Linked DNA regions of Homo sapiens: regions 2, 3 and 4 are each linked to region 1. Evidence: chromatin contacts called from ENCODE Hi-C or POLR2A ChIA-PET data. All regions are on one chromosome and are shown on one strand. Each heading gives the region's core, a stretch centred on a gene start or an enhancer-like site at or near the end of the contact. The rest is flanking DNA. Distances are from core to core; before and after follow the strand shown.

Evidence for each region. Hi-C counts contacts between places; a loop is a spot of excess contacts on that map. ChIA-PET counts read pairs that join two places held with the same protein, here RNA polymerase II (POLR2A). Pooled maps may share reads with other maps.
Region 2: a loop to region 1 is called in a map with no recorded cell type, with 7 times the contacts of the local background. The contact joins the promoter of THOC6 here to the promoter of E4F1 in region 1. A Hi-C loop is called at or near these places in 1 of 168 maps with a recorded cell type or tissue (ascending aorta), 1 of 37 single-sample maps with no recorded cell type and 10 of 50 pooled maps. POLR2A ChIA-PET finds 5 or more read pairs at or near these places in 2 of 52 experiments (Panc1 and WTC11).
Region 3: a loop to region 1 is called in a map with no recorded cell type, with 13 times the contacts of the local background. The contact joins the promoter of FLYWCH2 here to the promoter of E4F1 in region 1. A Hi-C loop is called at or near these places in 1 of 37 single-sample maps with no recorded cell type and 6 of 50 pooled maps. POLR2A ChIA-PET finds 5 or more read pairs at or near these places in 1 of 52 experiments (H1).
Region 4: a loop to region 1 is called in a pooled map, with 16 times the contacts of the local background. The contact joins the promoter of CRAMP1 here to the promoter of E4F1 in region 1. A Hi-C loop is called at or near these places in 4 of 37 single-sample maps with no recorded cell type and 10 of 50 pooled maps.

What each region holds. Positions count from the first base shown.
Region 1 is chr16:2,221,805-2,225,292 of GRCh38, reverse strand. It overlaps E4F1 (E4F transcription factor 1), which reads right to left and starts at 1,702. Exons shown (of 14, transcript NM_004424.5): 1 at 1,523-1,702. The coding sequence starts at 1,679. RefSeq lists enhancers at 1-12, 1,268-1,407, 1,638-1,807 and silencers at 1,488-1,577, 1,868-2,007.
Region 2 is chr16:3,022,168-3,025,655 of GRCh38, reverse strand. THOC6 (THO complex subunit 6) reads right to left here and starts at 1,621. Exons shown (of 13, transcript NM_024339.5): 1 at 1,291-1,621. The coding sequence starts at 1,329. HCFC1R1 (host cell factor C1 regulator 1) reads left to right here and starts at 1,714. Exons shown (of 4, transcript NM_017885.4): 1 at 1,714-1,809; 2 at 2,126-2,182; 3 at 2,295-2,423; 4 at 2,658-3,031. The coding sequence starts at 1,715. The coding sequence ends at 2,793. TNFRSF12A (TNF receptor superfamily member 12A) reads right to left here. Exons shown (of 4, transcript NM_016639.3): 4 at 3,273-3,488. RefSeq lists enhancers at 1,299-1,608, 998-1,641, 1,642-2,286, 2,269-2,368 and a silencer at 1,679-1,878.
Region 3 is chr16:2,881,522-2,885,009 of GRCh38, reverse strand. FLYWCH2 (FLYWCH family member 2) reads right to left here and starts at 1,795. Exons shown (of 4, transcript NM_138439.3): 1 at 1,644-1,795. RefSeq lists silencers at 1,360-1,419, 1,510-1,679, 2,180-2,649 and an enhancer at 2,378-2,878.
Region 4 is chr16:1,610,649-1,614,136 of GRCh38, reverse strand. CRAMP1 (cramped chromatin regulator 1) reads right to left here and starts at 1,777. Exons shown (of 21, transcript NM_020825.4): 1 at 1,480-1,777. It overlaps IFT140 (intraflagellar transport 140), which reads left to right and starts at 2,065. Exons shown (of 31, transcript NM_014714.4): 1 at 2,065-2,169; 2 at 3,284-3,473. RefSeq lists enhancers at 881-1,381, 1,382-1,882, 2,271-2,330 and silencers at 1,261-1,420, 1,451-1,570, 1,591-2,120, 3,359-3,488.

The DNA.
Region 1 (3,488 bases), core at 453-2,952:
TCTCAGTGCCCCCAGGAATGAGCCCTTAGTGCATCCCCAACACTGCTCTCGGCACATGACACACAATCTTTTTTCTTTTTTTGAGACAGTCTTGCTCTGTCACCCAGGCTGGAGAGCAGTGGTGCGATCTCGGCTTACTGCGACCTCCGTCTCCTGGGCTCAAGCAATTCTCCTACCTCACCTTCCCAAGTAGCTGGGATTACAGACGCGCACCACCACGCCCAGCTAATTTTTGTATTTTTAGTAGAGAAGGGGTTTCACCATGTTGGCCAGGCTGGTCTCGAACTCCTGACCTCAGGTGATCCACCCACCTTGGCCTCCCAAAGTGCTGGGATTACAGGCGTGAGCCACTGCGCCTGGCCACAATCTTTATTTTAATTCCCATGATGCTTCTATGAGGCAGCAGAGCCCGGAAGTTAAAGGGGCTGTGAAGGCCTTCACAGTGCTGAGATCCAATCCAACCCTTGCTACTTAACTACCTGGGTGACCCTGGTCATTTTCTTTTCTTTTGAGACGGAGTCCGGCTCTGCCGCCCAGGCTGGAGTGCAGTGGCGCGGTCTCGGCTCACCGCAAGCTCCACCTCCCGAGTTCACGCCATTCTCCGCCTCAGCCTCCCCACTACAGGCGCCCGCCACCACGCCCGGCTAATTTTGTTTTTTTGTATTTTTAGTAGAGACGGGTTTCACCATGTTGGCCAGGATGGTCTCCATCTCCTGACCTCGTGACCCGCCCGTCTCGACCTCCCAAAGTGCTGGGATTACAGGCGTGAGCCACCGCACCCAGCCCACCCGGTCACTTTCAGGTCTCCAACCTTCGATTTTCCTCATCCCCAAAATGAGAATAACAATAACATCCACCTGTCAGGACTGGTTTGAGAATGAAAAAACCTAAAGCAGGATAAGGGCTTGTTACATTACTGGCAGAAGCCGCCGCCCCATTCTGTAGGGGAAATAGAGGTTCACAGAGGTAGGGTCACCTACCCAGGATCAAAGAACTAGAAAGCGGCAAGTGTGGGACTGGAAGGGGCCACAGGCTGGCTGCAGTGCACCAGCCCTCTTGCACTAGGCTCTGCTGCCTCCCTACGGACAGGCCCAGAGCCCAGATCCTGGAGAAACCGAGGCCCCACCCTCTTGGAACCACCAACAGGGCCCTAGACGCCCATCAGGTGCAGGAGGAAGGGGCCCAGAGGAGGGGAGGGCCAGGCTCAGGCATCGGAGGCAGAGAAGGGCCGGGACGCCGGCGTCTGCGAATGTCTACACCGGGCGCCCGGGGGCTCAGCAACCCGCGAGCACTTGTGGACGCACACCAGAGAGGGGGGATGACAGGCGCCCCGCAGGAGAGGCCCGTGAGGGTCGCAGCAAACCTGGGGGTTTCGTGGAGGGCTGTGAGGGTCCCGCGAGATCCGCGAGGTGTCTGGGTCTGGGAGGGTCGGTCGAGCCCGCAGCTCGGGCCATCCGGGCCTCTGCCAGCCCGGGATGAACTGCCCGCACCCCGGCCGCACCCTCCGGGTCGGCCCGGTTACCTTCCTCGCTGAAGGGCGCCGGGAGGCCGAGGAAGCCGCTGGGGGCCAAGGCCGCCGCCACCGCCGCAACTGCACCCTCGCCCGCTTCCCGCCCGGCTTCGGCCTGGGCTTCTGCCGTATGAGCGGCCGTCACCCGCACTGCCATCGCGCCCTCCATGTCGCAACGCGCCGCAGGAAGATGGCGGATTTACGACCATGTCGTCATAACAACGGGCCGCGCCGAGGCCAGCGTGAGGGAACGGCAAGAGGAGGGCGGGGCAGAACCGGAGCGGATTGACGGACAGGCGGGGAGCCGGGCCTGGATAGCGGTGTGGCCTTAAAGGGCAGAGGCGGGGCCGGGCGCGCTGAGAGCGAAGATGGGGCGGGACTGTGGGGAGGGCGTGGTTACGGTGGAGCAGATTGCCAGCCAGGGGGCGGGGCGGCAGAAGGACCTATGTTCGAGGCTGCACTCGGATTTGAGAGCCAGAGAACGCGAGGGGCGAGCGGACTGGCGGCTGCTAGGCAGCCGCGCCCCAGCGCTTCCGTACCTAAGGACAGGTCGCCCCGCCCGCGGCTGCTGCTGGGAAGCCGCCACAGCTCCAACCAGGGGTGTGGTGCCTGCTGCCCACTGACCGCCTAGGGTGTTAGAGCCTCCCAAGATGGTTACCCGGGTCACGGGAAAAGAACACGGGTCGGGGATGGCTCATGGGTAGCTCTGCGAAGCTGTTTTATTCTTTTATATACTTTTAATTTTTTTTTCTTTCTTTTTTGAGACGGAGTCTCTTTCTATCGCCCAGGCTGGAGTGCAGTGGCGCGATCTCGGCTCACTGCAAGCTCTGCCTCCCGGGTTCACGCCATTCTCCTGCCTCAGCCTCCTGAGTAGCTGGGACTACAGGTGTCCGCCACCACGCCAGGCTAATTTTTTGTATTTTTAGTAGAGACGGGGTTTCACCGTGATAGCCAGGATGGTCTCGATCTCCTGACCTCGTGATCCGCCCGCCTCGGCCTCCCAAAGTGCTGGGATTACAGGCGTGAGCCACCGTGCCCAGCCACTTTTTAAATTTTTTAAAATTTATTTGCATTATGTATTTTAAATAGAGACAGGGTCTTGCTGTTTAGACTAGGCTGGTCTCAAACTCCTAGCCTCAAACCATTTTCCCATTTCGGCCTCCCAAAGTGCTAGGATGACAGGCGTGAGCCACGACTCCCAGCCACGTTGAATTTTTGGTTTTGGAGATGGGGGTTGTTTTTGGTTTTTGTTTGTTTGGGGTGTTTGTTTTTGAGACAGAGTCTCACTCTATCACCTAGGCTGGAGTGCAATGGCGCGATCTCACTGCAGCCTCCGCCTCCTGGGTTCAAATGATTGTCCTGCCTCAGCCTCCCGAGTAGCTGGGACTACAGGAGTGCACCACCATGGCCAGCTAATTTTTGTATTTTTAGTAGAGACAGGGTTTCACCATGTTGGCCTAGATGGTCTCAAGCTCTTGACCTCACGATCTGCCCGCCTCGGCCTCCCAAAGTGCTGGGATTACAAGCATGAGCCACCGCGCCCGGCCTGTTTTTGTTTTTTGAGATGGAGTCTCGCTCTGTCACCTAGGCTAGAATGCAACGGCACGATCTTGGTTCACTGCAATCTCCGCCTCCCAGGTTCAAGCGATTCTCCTGCCTCAGCCTCCTGAGTAGCTGGGACTACAGGCAACTGCCACCACACCCGGCTAATTTTTTTATATTTTTAGGAGAGACGGAGTTTCACCATGTTGGCCATGCTGGTTTTGAACTCCTGACCTCAGGTGATCCGTCCCCCTTGGCCTCCCAAAGTGCTGGGATGACAGGCATGAGCCACCGAGCCTGGCCAGATTTTTTTTTGAAACAGCACCTTGCTCTGTCGCCCAGGCTGGAGTGCAGTGCCGTGATCTCAGCTCACTGCAGCCTCTACCTCAACCACCCAAGTAGCTGGGACTACAGGTGCCCATCACTAGCTAATTTT
Region 2 (3,488 bases), core at 372-2,871, 800 kb before region 1:
CACAGATTCCTCCCTGCTTCCCCCAAAACCTGCCAGGCCTCCCACTGTCCTGACTTCTCAGCCTTCTTTTGAGGCGGCCCCGCCCCAAGCCAGCACCTGCCCATGCAGTCCCATGGGTGGCTCCAAGAAGACACTGAAGAAGGGGAGAGTTGAGGTGATGCCTCAGGGACCTCTGAGCAAGCACCCAGGCCTCTCCTGCCAGCTTCCTCAACTGACAAATGGAGCTCACAGAAGATTCCATCACAATTAGATGAGCTAGTGTATAGACAAGAGCTTTACATGGGGCTGTCACTCAGTGCTTAAGCCGGGTGTGGTGGTTCATGCCTGTAATCCAGCGCTCTGGGAGGCCAGGAGTTTGAGAGCAGCCTGGGCAACATAGTGAGACTCTGTCTCAAAAAAAATTTAAAAATGTGGGGCCGGGCGCAGTGGCTCACGCCTGTAATCCCAGCACTTTGGCAGGCCAAGGCAGGTGGACCACCTGAGGTCAGGAGTTCAAGACCAGCCTGACCAACATGGAGAAACCCTGTCTCTGCTAAAAATGCAAAATTAGCTGGGAGTGGTGGCGCATGCCTGTAATCTCAGCTACTCAGGAGGCTGAGGCAGGAGAATTGCTTGAATCTGGGAGGCGGAGGTTGCGGTGAACCCAGATGGAGCCACTGCACTCCAGCTTGGGCAACAAGAGTGAAATTCCATCTCAAAAAAAAAAAAAAAAAAAAAATTTGGCCGGGCGTGGTGGCTCACACCTGTAATCCTAGCACTTTGAGAAGCCAAGGCAGGCAGATTACCTGAGGTCAGGAGTTCGAGACCAGCCTGGTCAACATGGTGAAACCCTGTCTCTACTAAAAACACGAAAATTAGCTGGGCATGGTGGCACACGCCTATAGTCCCAGCTACTTGGAGGGCTGAGGCAGGAGAATCGCTTGAACCTGGGAGGCGGAGGTTGCAGTGAGCTGAGATCGCGCCACTGCACTCTAGCCTAGGTGACAGAGTGAGACTCTGTCTCAAAAAAAAAAAAAAAGTGCTTTGCAAGAACTAGAAAATTAAAAAAAAAAAAAAAGTACCTCTACTACCCCAACATAGAAAAACGTACTGATTTATAATTCCTACTCTCTGACTTGCGTTAAGCCCCTGAAGCACTTCTGGGTTACTATCCCGCCCCCCTGGTCAGAGTCTGAGTCCCACAAATAGCCCAGGCAAAACAGGGCTCAGGGCACGATTCCCTGCCCGCCCCGTCCCAGCCATGCGTGAACTACAAACCCCAGAAGGCAACGCGCACCACGTCCGTCTCACCTGACCCAGAGGCACCGCGAGCGGCACAGCTCGCTCCATCTCCAGAACTACAAGTCCCAGAGTGCTCCGCGCGCGACGCAACCTCACGAGGCCTTACGTGCCTAGAGCGGTTCCTCTCCGTGGCGCCCTACCGCCTTCGGCGCGAAGGTGGCTGGTGCGTACCGTCCCGAACCCTAGGAGCCGAGGTGAGCGCCGCGAAGACCCCCGACATTAAGAAGTGGTGTCCACCGCAGCCCCCTTAAGCCGGATACCCTCCCCCACCCCGAGGAGCAAGCCTGCCTTCCGCCACGCGCCGCCCGTCTTCCGCGCCCGCGCAGAACCTCGCGGCTGTGCCCGCCTAAAGCCACGCCCATCCTCTCTTGGCCACGCCCTCAGAGACTCCTCCCCTGTCGCCCAGATCCCACCCGCAGGACCCCAAAACCCAATGATCCTGCAGCAGCCCTTGCAGCGAGGCCCCCAGGGAGGGGCCCAGCGCCTCCCGCGGGCCGCCTTGGGGGTGACTTGGGGCCTGGACGCCAGGTGCGTGTAGGGGACCAGGGTGGGCCTGACCAAGGGCCGCAGGAGCTTTGGCTGGGTGCTCAGGACTGGTCTGCAGGATGAATACGGGGTGGGGCGAATCGGCGGGGCTTAGGCGTGAGCTGAGATGGGACTGGGGCTGCGGCTGAGGGTCGAGACTTCCGAGGTACCCTGCTGGATGGTCCAGGAGAGCGGGGACCGGCACCAGCTGAGACAGGAATGGGCTTGGGGCTCCTGGCTGATGCTGCAGGCTTAGGCGGGCAGATCCTTGGGAAGGGGCCAAGAGGGTGGGGTGCACCAGGCTCTCTTTTTTTCCCAGCTCCCCTCTCCGAGGAGCTGTGCCCATGAGCACCAAGCGGCGCCTGGAGGAGGAGCAGTGAGTTTGGGGGCAGGGAGGGACTCCCAACAAGATCTCTGTCACCTCTGGTCCCCAACAGGCTGCCTCCTGTGTCAGTATCCCAGCCTGCCTCTCTGCCATCTCTCCCCAGGGAGCCTCTGCGCAAGCAGTTTCTGTCTGAGGAGAACATGGCCACCCACTTCTCTCAACTCAGCCTGCACAATGACCACCCCTACTGCAGCCCCCCCATGACCTTCTCCCCAGCCCTGCCCCCACTCAGGTAGGTTCCTCCACTGGCCAGGCCTTCTGCAGAATCACAGGCGGTCCTCACAGCTGACCTCAGGCCCTGCCTCATCGTGCCATTTTTAGCTCTAGCTGACCTCTGGGTTGTTTCCCATCTTGGCTCTTTGGAAAGTGCTGGGAACCCAGGAGCCCCTGGGGACCTGGACCTGGTGGGAGGTGCTCAGCTAGGCCAGCCTCAGCTCCATGCCCTGACAGTCATTTCCTCTTCTAGGAGCCCTTGCTCTGAGCTGCTTCTCTGGCGCTATCCTGGCAGCCTCATCCCTGAGGCCCTCCGTCTGCTGAGGCTGGGGGACACCCCCAGTCCCCCCTACCCTGCAACCCCAGCTGGGGACATAATGGAGCTCTGAGTGCTGGTGGACAGTGCCCCTCCCACCTTCCTTCTTCCCCACAACAGAAGAGACCAGCGACTCCCGCAAAGGGACAAGGTTCCTCCCTCTCCTGCAGAGTAGGCATCTGGGCACCAAGACCTTCCCTCAACAGAGGACACTGAGCCCAACGGAGTTCTGGGATGGGAGGGGTGGGAGCATGGGAAGGGAGGCATCCCACCCCCAAGAAGAACTGAATAAAGATTGCTGAGCAAAGGAAGGCTTCAGTCTGGAACCTGGGGCTTTTGGGGATGGTGGAGAGGGCAGAGGCGCGGGATGCTGGGGTTTCTCCTCAAGATCTTCCCTGGAAAACTGTTAGGGCCAGCCAGGTCCTTGCCGGCTGAGTTCCAGGCATTGAGAATGTGTGAGTCAGAGCCTCACCCCCGCCCCCGCGGCTGGCTGACTCACTCCCTCCCTCCAGCTCAGGGGAGTCAGTCGGGGATCACTGCCTCTCCAAACCATTTAAAGTTAAAGATTCTTTTATTAATAAATTCTCCCTCCCCTCCAAACTCTCCCCAAAATAAATATCTCCTCCCCGCTTTGGGGAGTTGGGGGGGTCTGTATCTTAGGGCCAGCCCTCCTAGTGGGCCAGCCCCCTAGTGTTAAAAATAGGTCCCTAACCCCCCAGGGTGACCCCCGTGGTGGAATTTCAGGACATCTGAGTGAGTGGGGCCTAG
Region 3 (3,488 bases), core at 546-3,045, 660 kb before region 1:
GGTATGTGAATTATCTCAATAAAGTTGTTAAATATTCAGAAAAAGGTAAATTGAGTCTATGAACATATGAACAGCAGTTCCCCAATGTCACTATCCCTAAGAATCACCCGGAGTTTTTTTTTTGTTTTTGTTTTTTAGACGGAGTATCGCTCTTGTCGGCCAGGCTGGAGTGCAGTGGCGCGACCTTGGGTCACTGCAACCTCTGCCTCCCGGGTTCAAGCCTTTCTCCTGTCTCAGCCTCCCAAGTAGCTGGGATTACAAGCGTGCACCACCACACCCGGCTAATTTTGTATTTTTAGTTGAGACGGGGTTTCTCCATGTTGGTCAGGCTGGTCTCGAACTCCCGACCTCAGGTGATCCACCCTCCTTGGCCTCCCAAAGTGCTGGGATTACAGGCGTGAGCCACCGCGCCGGCCCCGACTAATTTTTGTATTTTTTTTTTTTTTTTTTTAGTAGAGACGGGGTTTCACCATGTTAGTCAGAATGGTCTCTATCTCCTGACCTTGTGATCTGCCTGCCTCGGCCTCCCAAAGTGCTAGGATTACAGGCGTGAACCACCGCGCCCGGCCTGTGTTGCTTTAAGCCACCTTATTTGTTAGGACAGCAACAGGAAACTAATACAAGGTTCAATCCCTCACTGACGATGTTCTGGACGACAGGACCCCTGCCTGGTGCCTCATGGTGGACCCACAGAATCATCTTCATACGCACGGGGGAGAAACATCACTAATGTCCACCAGCACCGGCATCCTCAGCCGCGAGGACAAATCCCTTACCCTCCCAGCAGGTTTCATCTGCGTAACGGAAATAGTGGTGAATTTATCAGGGGCTGTTAATAGATGACAGGCAAGGGTGAAGTCATCGCAAAAGTTCCCAGACGATATGGACAGCTGCTCCCCAATAATTACTGCTCCACGCAGTCCACAGCGGGGCTGTTATTGACCCCGACAGGATGACGGGACACTAAGGTGTGCAGTACACGTCCTCACAGGGAGATTTAAAAAACCGGCAGTGACCCCTGCCCCAAGAAGGCCAAGAACTGCTACTCTAAGGTGTGCAGCGCGGAGCTTCCCCACCATGGCAATTTCAGCCATGGCAGCTCCTTCCCCTAATCACCAGGGCTCAGAATCTTTATTTCACTCCTTTACCCAATGCAATTGGCATCAAACGCGGGCTGGGCTGCGCCCAAATGGTCCCAGCTCCCCGGCTCTCTCCTCTCTCAAGAATACCCACACCCTGAGGCCCCGAGTGTCTCCCCCGCCCCAGTATCTCACGCCTCCAACTCGCTGCCGTCCCTGCAGGGACCTCCCGAGCTGCAACCGTGGGACGAGGCCGGCGGGGGTTGGGGGGTGCCGGGAAGGCAGCGCTGGGCGCGGCGGACACGGCCAGGGACCGGCGGGCGAGTGCGGACCTCCTTCGTGTGGGGGTGTTGAGGCTTTGGACAAGGGACTGGAGGGGGTGGGGAAGGAGGGGCGAGAGGCAAAGAGGGAATCGCGGGAGACCCCACAGGAGGCGGCCTGAGCACCAGGACGCGGACCCCTCCTCAGCACCCGCAGCCCTCGGGACCCCCGAGAGAGCCGGGCCGGGGACTCGTCCATGCCGAGGACGCAGGACCCTCCCCGCCCGCCAGGGCCCGTCCTCACCGACGACAGCGGTGCCCTCCCTCTCCGGCGACAGCGCCGCGGCGGGTCCCTCAGCCTCCGCGCCAAGGGCCCCAGCCTCAGCTCGCGCTGTTACCTCAAGCCGGGGTCACAGCGCGAGCATGCGCAGCAAGGCCGCGGGTGCCCTGTCTTCTGGCTGGGGCCGCTCCTCCGCGTCTTGCCCGTGCGGCGTAGAGCTGGCGTCCGGCCAATCGGAGGGCGGAGGCGGGGCCAAAATTCAGTAAGGGGGCGGGGACACCCGGGATTGAGTGTCGCCGTCAGGGGCGGAGCCTCGGGGGACCTGCGGCCTGGATCCGGGTTGCGGGCGAGGTTATCCCAGCACCAGTGGGTTGGGCTTCACTGCGACCCCCGGGCTTCCTCACGGATTTGACTCCGGCTCTCTGCGGGGAAAACTGGAGCATTTGTTTAAAGGTTTTGCTCTCCCCCGTCGCGATACCGAGCGTGCGGAGGGAAGGTGTTTAGGCTCATGGAAGCCACTGCCTTGCTTTAAGCTCTGCATCCTTGACGACGCAGCAGCCTCATCCGCGCCATTGGTCCAGCCCTCGTCTATTAGTTTAGCCCCTGCCCATTGGTCCAGCCCTCGCCCAATAGTCCCGCCCTCTCTCTGTAGTTCAGCCCCTGTCCATTCATCCTTTCTCGTTATTGGTCCAGCCCTGGCCCATTGGGCCCACCCGTGCCCACGGGCCCCGCCCTCTCCGTGCCCAACCACGTTCACCCGGCCCAAGGGGTGCCCGGGACACTCGCCATCCTCCAGCCACCCACTGCAGTGGGACTGGGCTGGGTCCGGGCACAGGGAGCTGTGGGGCCCTGGGCGCTGCTTTCCTGGGACACTTGGCTGCAGCGTCCAGAGCGGCCCCCGCACAGCCCCCTAGGCTCACCGCGGCTCTCCCAGCCCCGCGGGGTCGCCCCCACTACCCCGGCCACCTTGGTCCCCCTAAGCCTGGCTCCGCGCCCCGCCCCCCTCGCTCTAAAGCGGCCGCTGAATGTGCCACCGCCCCAGGGCTCCAGGGTCCAGGTCGAGATCCTCTGGGGCCTCCCGCACCTTCCGCCTTCTCACGTCCGAATGCCAGCGTCGCTGCACGCCCTTCCTCTGCCCTGCCCCTCCCGGCCCTGGCTCTGCAGGTCTCTGAATCCCACCGTGGACTCCGCTACCAAGGCTCCCGCTGCCCCCATCCCACTATCCTATCTCCCCGGGCATTGTCTGGTGTCATTCAAGGCCTTTGTGCTTTTTTTTTTTTTTTAGAAACGAGAATTGCGCTCTGTCGCTCAGGCTGGAGTGCAGTGGCGTGATCTCGGCTCGCTGCAACCTCTGCCTCCCGGGTTCAAGCAATTCTCATGCCTCAGCCTACTGAGTAGCCGGGATTACGGGCGCCCGCCACCACGCCCGGCTAATTTTTGTACTTTTAGTAGAGACGGGTTTCACCATGTTGGCCAGGCTGGTATTGAACTTCTGACCTCAGGTGATCCACCCGCCTCGGCTTCCTAAAGTGCTGGGATTACAAGAGTGAGCCACCGTGCCCAGCTACCTTTGTGCATTTATTTGCTGTTATCTATTAATCATTCACAGACTACTGGTTGTTTTTAACTTGATGATGTTATAAATATCTTTGTATATGAATCTCTGATGTCAAAGATTTTTTTTTTTTTTTTTTGAGATGGAGTCTCGCTCTGTCGCCCAGGCTGGAGTGCAGTGGCGTGATCTCTGCTTATTGCAACCTCCGCCTCCCGGGTTCAAGCGATTTTCCCGCCTCAGCCTCCCAAGTAGCTGAGATTACAGGCACCGGTAATCATGCTTAATTTTTATATTTTTGTAGAGATGGGATTTCA
Region 4 (3,488 bases), core at 528-3,027, 610 kb after region 1:
CGTCCCACCCCCTCCCCGCCCCCCGAAAGGCGCGGGGCTCCCGGGCCCCGCGCACCTGCCCCACGCGCCGGCCCCCAGAGCTGGCCCTGGAGGAGGACAGAGGAGGCCGGATCCACCCCGGGACGGGAGAAGCGCGGGCTCGCCTGCCCGCACGGGGAACTCCATGGTGGCCCAATGCCGCCGGCCCGCCTGCTTATTTTAAAACACACATAAAGAATAATCAGCTCCGGGTCTCTGGGAATCTTCTTCCCAGGGTGGGAAATGTGAGCTGCTGCGGGGATTTACTAGTTAAAAATGCTTTTGCAACAAAGGAGCCTGTTGCATGGAACAGGTTGGAACCACCCGGGAAAGTGACAGCCCAGTTATGTCCGGGTCCAGGTGCAAGAAGCGGTAGAAGACAATGGTGTTAAAACTCTTGGCAACAATTAATAAAATTATTGCATCAACTTTGCTACCCACCGCCCTGTAAAATGTCAACAACAAAGTGCAGTGACTAAAAATGCTGCAGCCCAGAAAGCAGAGCCACTCAAAAATAAACTCAGACAATCAGGTACACAGCAAGAGCTGCAGCCCAGAAACAGTCCGGGACGGGCACGTGTGAGGAAGCAAAAACGCTGAAGATTAGATTCCTCAGCAGATACTGACCCTGCGTTCAACTCAACTGTTGAGAACGGGGGCATTTCCACTTCAAAGGAACACACGATCGAGGCACCAACACCAACCACGAAATACAGGGACGCGGGCGAGGACCTCTCTTTCCGAGAGATCGGGAAATGGCTTCAAAGTCGCAATGATGCCCCCACCCTGAGGTGCAGATCACACAAGGATCCGTGGCCGTTTTCTCCTGTCGGAATTGGTCTAGGGAATCTCGAGTTCATGCTAGTTTTAAAAAAAACTCTGCCAAAGAACAAAACCACCCACGACAAACACCCCAACTTAAGGGATTTCGTGGCAAGACTTCCCACTCTTCCCCCTCAACCCACCTCTTTCCACTCAAGAAACCTAAACCCCCAAAGACCTCGTCTCGGGCTGAGAACCCCGCTGCCCAGGGACCTGTCCGCCCGCAGGCCACCCGGGACCCAAGCAAAACAAACTCGGCCACCAGAGTGAACTCGCCCGCTCGCCGGGCTCCACACCCAAGACGCCGACCGAGCACGGGGAAGCGCTTTTCGCCACTGAAAGGACCGACGCCGTCCAGACTTTACCCTAAGGGCCAACAAGCAGGGGGATGGCCTCCTTTTCGCGAGAACCTCCAACGAGACCGGACTTTTCTCGGAGGCGCAGTCTCCTCCAGCCCCGTCCCGCTCCGCACCGGCTCGCGTCTCGGGATGGGGACGCAGAAGCCTCCTCGCCCTGAGGCCAGTTGTGGCTGTACCGGGCGCTGTGGAAGCGACGCCCCCCCCGCGCTCTCCCGCGCCGCCCGACAGGACCCCCCGGCCGGGCCTCGCCATGACAGCCCCGCCGCCCAGCCTTGGTCACCTTTTTCATCAACGCCGGGCGGCAGCCTGGCTTCCCGGGGCCTCCCCGGGTGCCCGCAGAACCAGCCGGGCCGGGCAGCCCCGGCCCCCGAGCGCCGGCTGCAGGGAGGCCGCAACGCCGGGCTGGTCGTCCGCCTCGGAAGCGACTGGTCGAGCGGCGCTAGCCCCGGCACGTCCCCTCCGCGGGCCGGCGCGCGGCTGCGGGGGCTGCGGACGCAGATACTGCCGCCACTCACCCTAGCGAAGCCGGCCCGCCGCCCTCAGCAGCAGTTCCGGCTACGGCGGCCGGTGGGGACCTCACGGACGGCGCGCGGGGGCGGGGCCGGGGTGCGCGGGCGCGCGGGGCGGGGCGACGAACGCGGGGGCGAGCACCCCCAATGTTTCTTCGGGCCCGTCTCCCCAAAACGGCGCTCCCATTGGCTAGCGCTGGGCGGGCGCGCTCGCACGTACGAGCCCGGTGGGCGTCGGGGGCGAGCCCGCGGCGCCAGTAGTGTTGTGACGCCAGCCTCGCGACCTTGCGGACTGTGCGTCTCTTTGGATTGGTGGACAGACAGCCAATAGGCCAGGGCCCGTGCTGTGATTGGCCGCAGCAGTGTTGACGGATACGTGAGAAGAAAACGGCGTGGTAGCTCGGAGTGTGGAATCGGGCGCGAACCTGAGTTCTGAGAAGTGTGGAAGCACGTCTGAGGCAGTTAAGCGCACCCTTTCCTGGGTGGAGTATGTGCTTCTGCGCTACGTTAGCGTAGCCGAGCGGCGCTGGGCACTTGGTCATTTTCTTCATAGCAAGAAAGCAGAGGGGTGTTTTTCAAATTCCAGTGTTTCTTTCTTTCTTTTTTTTTTTTTTTGAGACGGAGTTTCGCTCTGTCGCCCAGGCTGGAGTGCAGTGGCGCAATCTTGGCTCACTGCAAGCTCCGCCTCCCAGGTTCAAGCGATTCTCCTGCCTCAGCCTCCCGAGTAGTTGGAATTACAGGCGCGCGCCACCATACTCGCTAATTTGTGTGTTTTTAGTACATACGGGGTTTCACCATGTTGGCCAAGCTAGTCTCGAACTCCTGACCTCAAGTGATCCGCTCGTCTCAGCCTCCCAAAGTACTGGGTTTGCAGGCGTGAGCCACCGCGCCCGGCTCAAATTCCAGTGTTTCTTTTTCTTTTCTTTTTTTTTTTTTTTGACTCGCTCTGTCGCCCAGGCTGGAGTGCAGTGGCCCGATCTCGGCTCGCTGCAGTCTCCGCCTCCCGGGGCTCAGGCGATTCTCCTCCCTCAGCCTCCTGTAGCCGAGACTAGAGGCGCCACCGCGCCCGGCTAATTTTTGTAATTTTTTAGAGACAGGATCTCGCCTTGTTGCCAAGGCTGGTCTCGAACTCCTGGGCTCCAACGATCCGCCCGCCCCAGCCCCCAAGAGCTGGAAGCCCAAGCGCGAGCCCCGCGTCCGGCCGCCAGCTGCTTTCTTGGGGGCGCTCCCTGCCTCGCTTGGCTCTGTGGAGTCCGGGGCCCGGCGATGGAACAGGCCCTCAGTCACCCAACACCTCAGGACACTGCCGAGCGCATCGACTTTCCCAGAAACGCTTGACCCACGCCCTCCGCTCCGAAACTAGAAAAGCGGAGCCCAGGGAAGGCCTGGGCCGAGACCGCCGCGTGCTGGAAAGGCTCCGCCTCGGGATGCACGGGAAGGGAACACGCCCAGGAGGGGAGGATGCCGCGGTTGATCGGGGCTGTGACAGCGCGCCCTCCACACAAAGGGGACCCAGACGCCGGCCCTGCGCCGCCGTCTCTCCTAGAAAAAGCTCGTCCCGCTTCTCTCTTGCAGAGCGGAATAACCTGGCCCCCGACGCTCGGGCCTCGGAGCTGCACGTGCGTGCCCGATCGCCTTCGGCTCTTTCCGGCCGCTCGGGGCGCTTCGGGAGTCCTCGGGGCCGCCTCGCTCACCTTCGGCTATTTCCGCGTTCCTGGCGCGCCGTTGTCCCGGCAACGCGCGGCGGCTCAGCGGCCTGGCAGAGGTGAGTGGCCTTAGG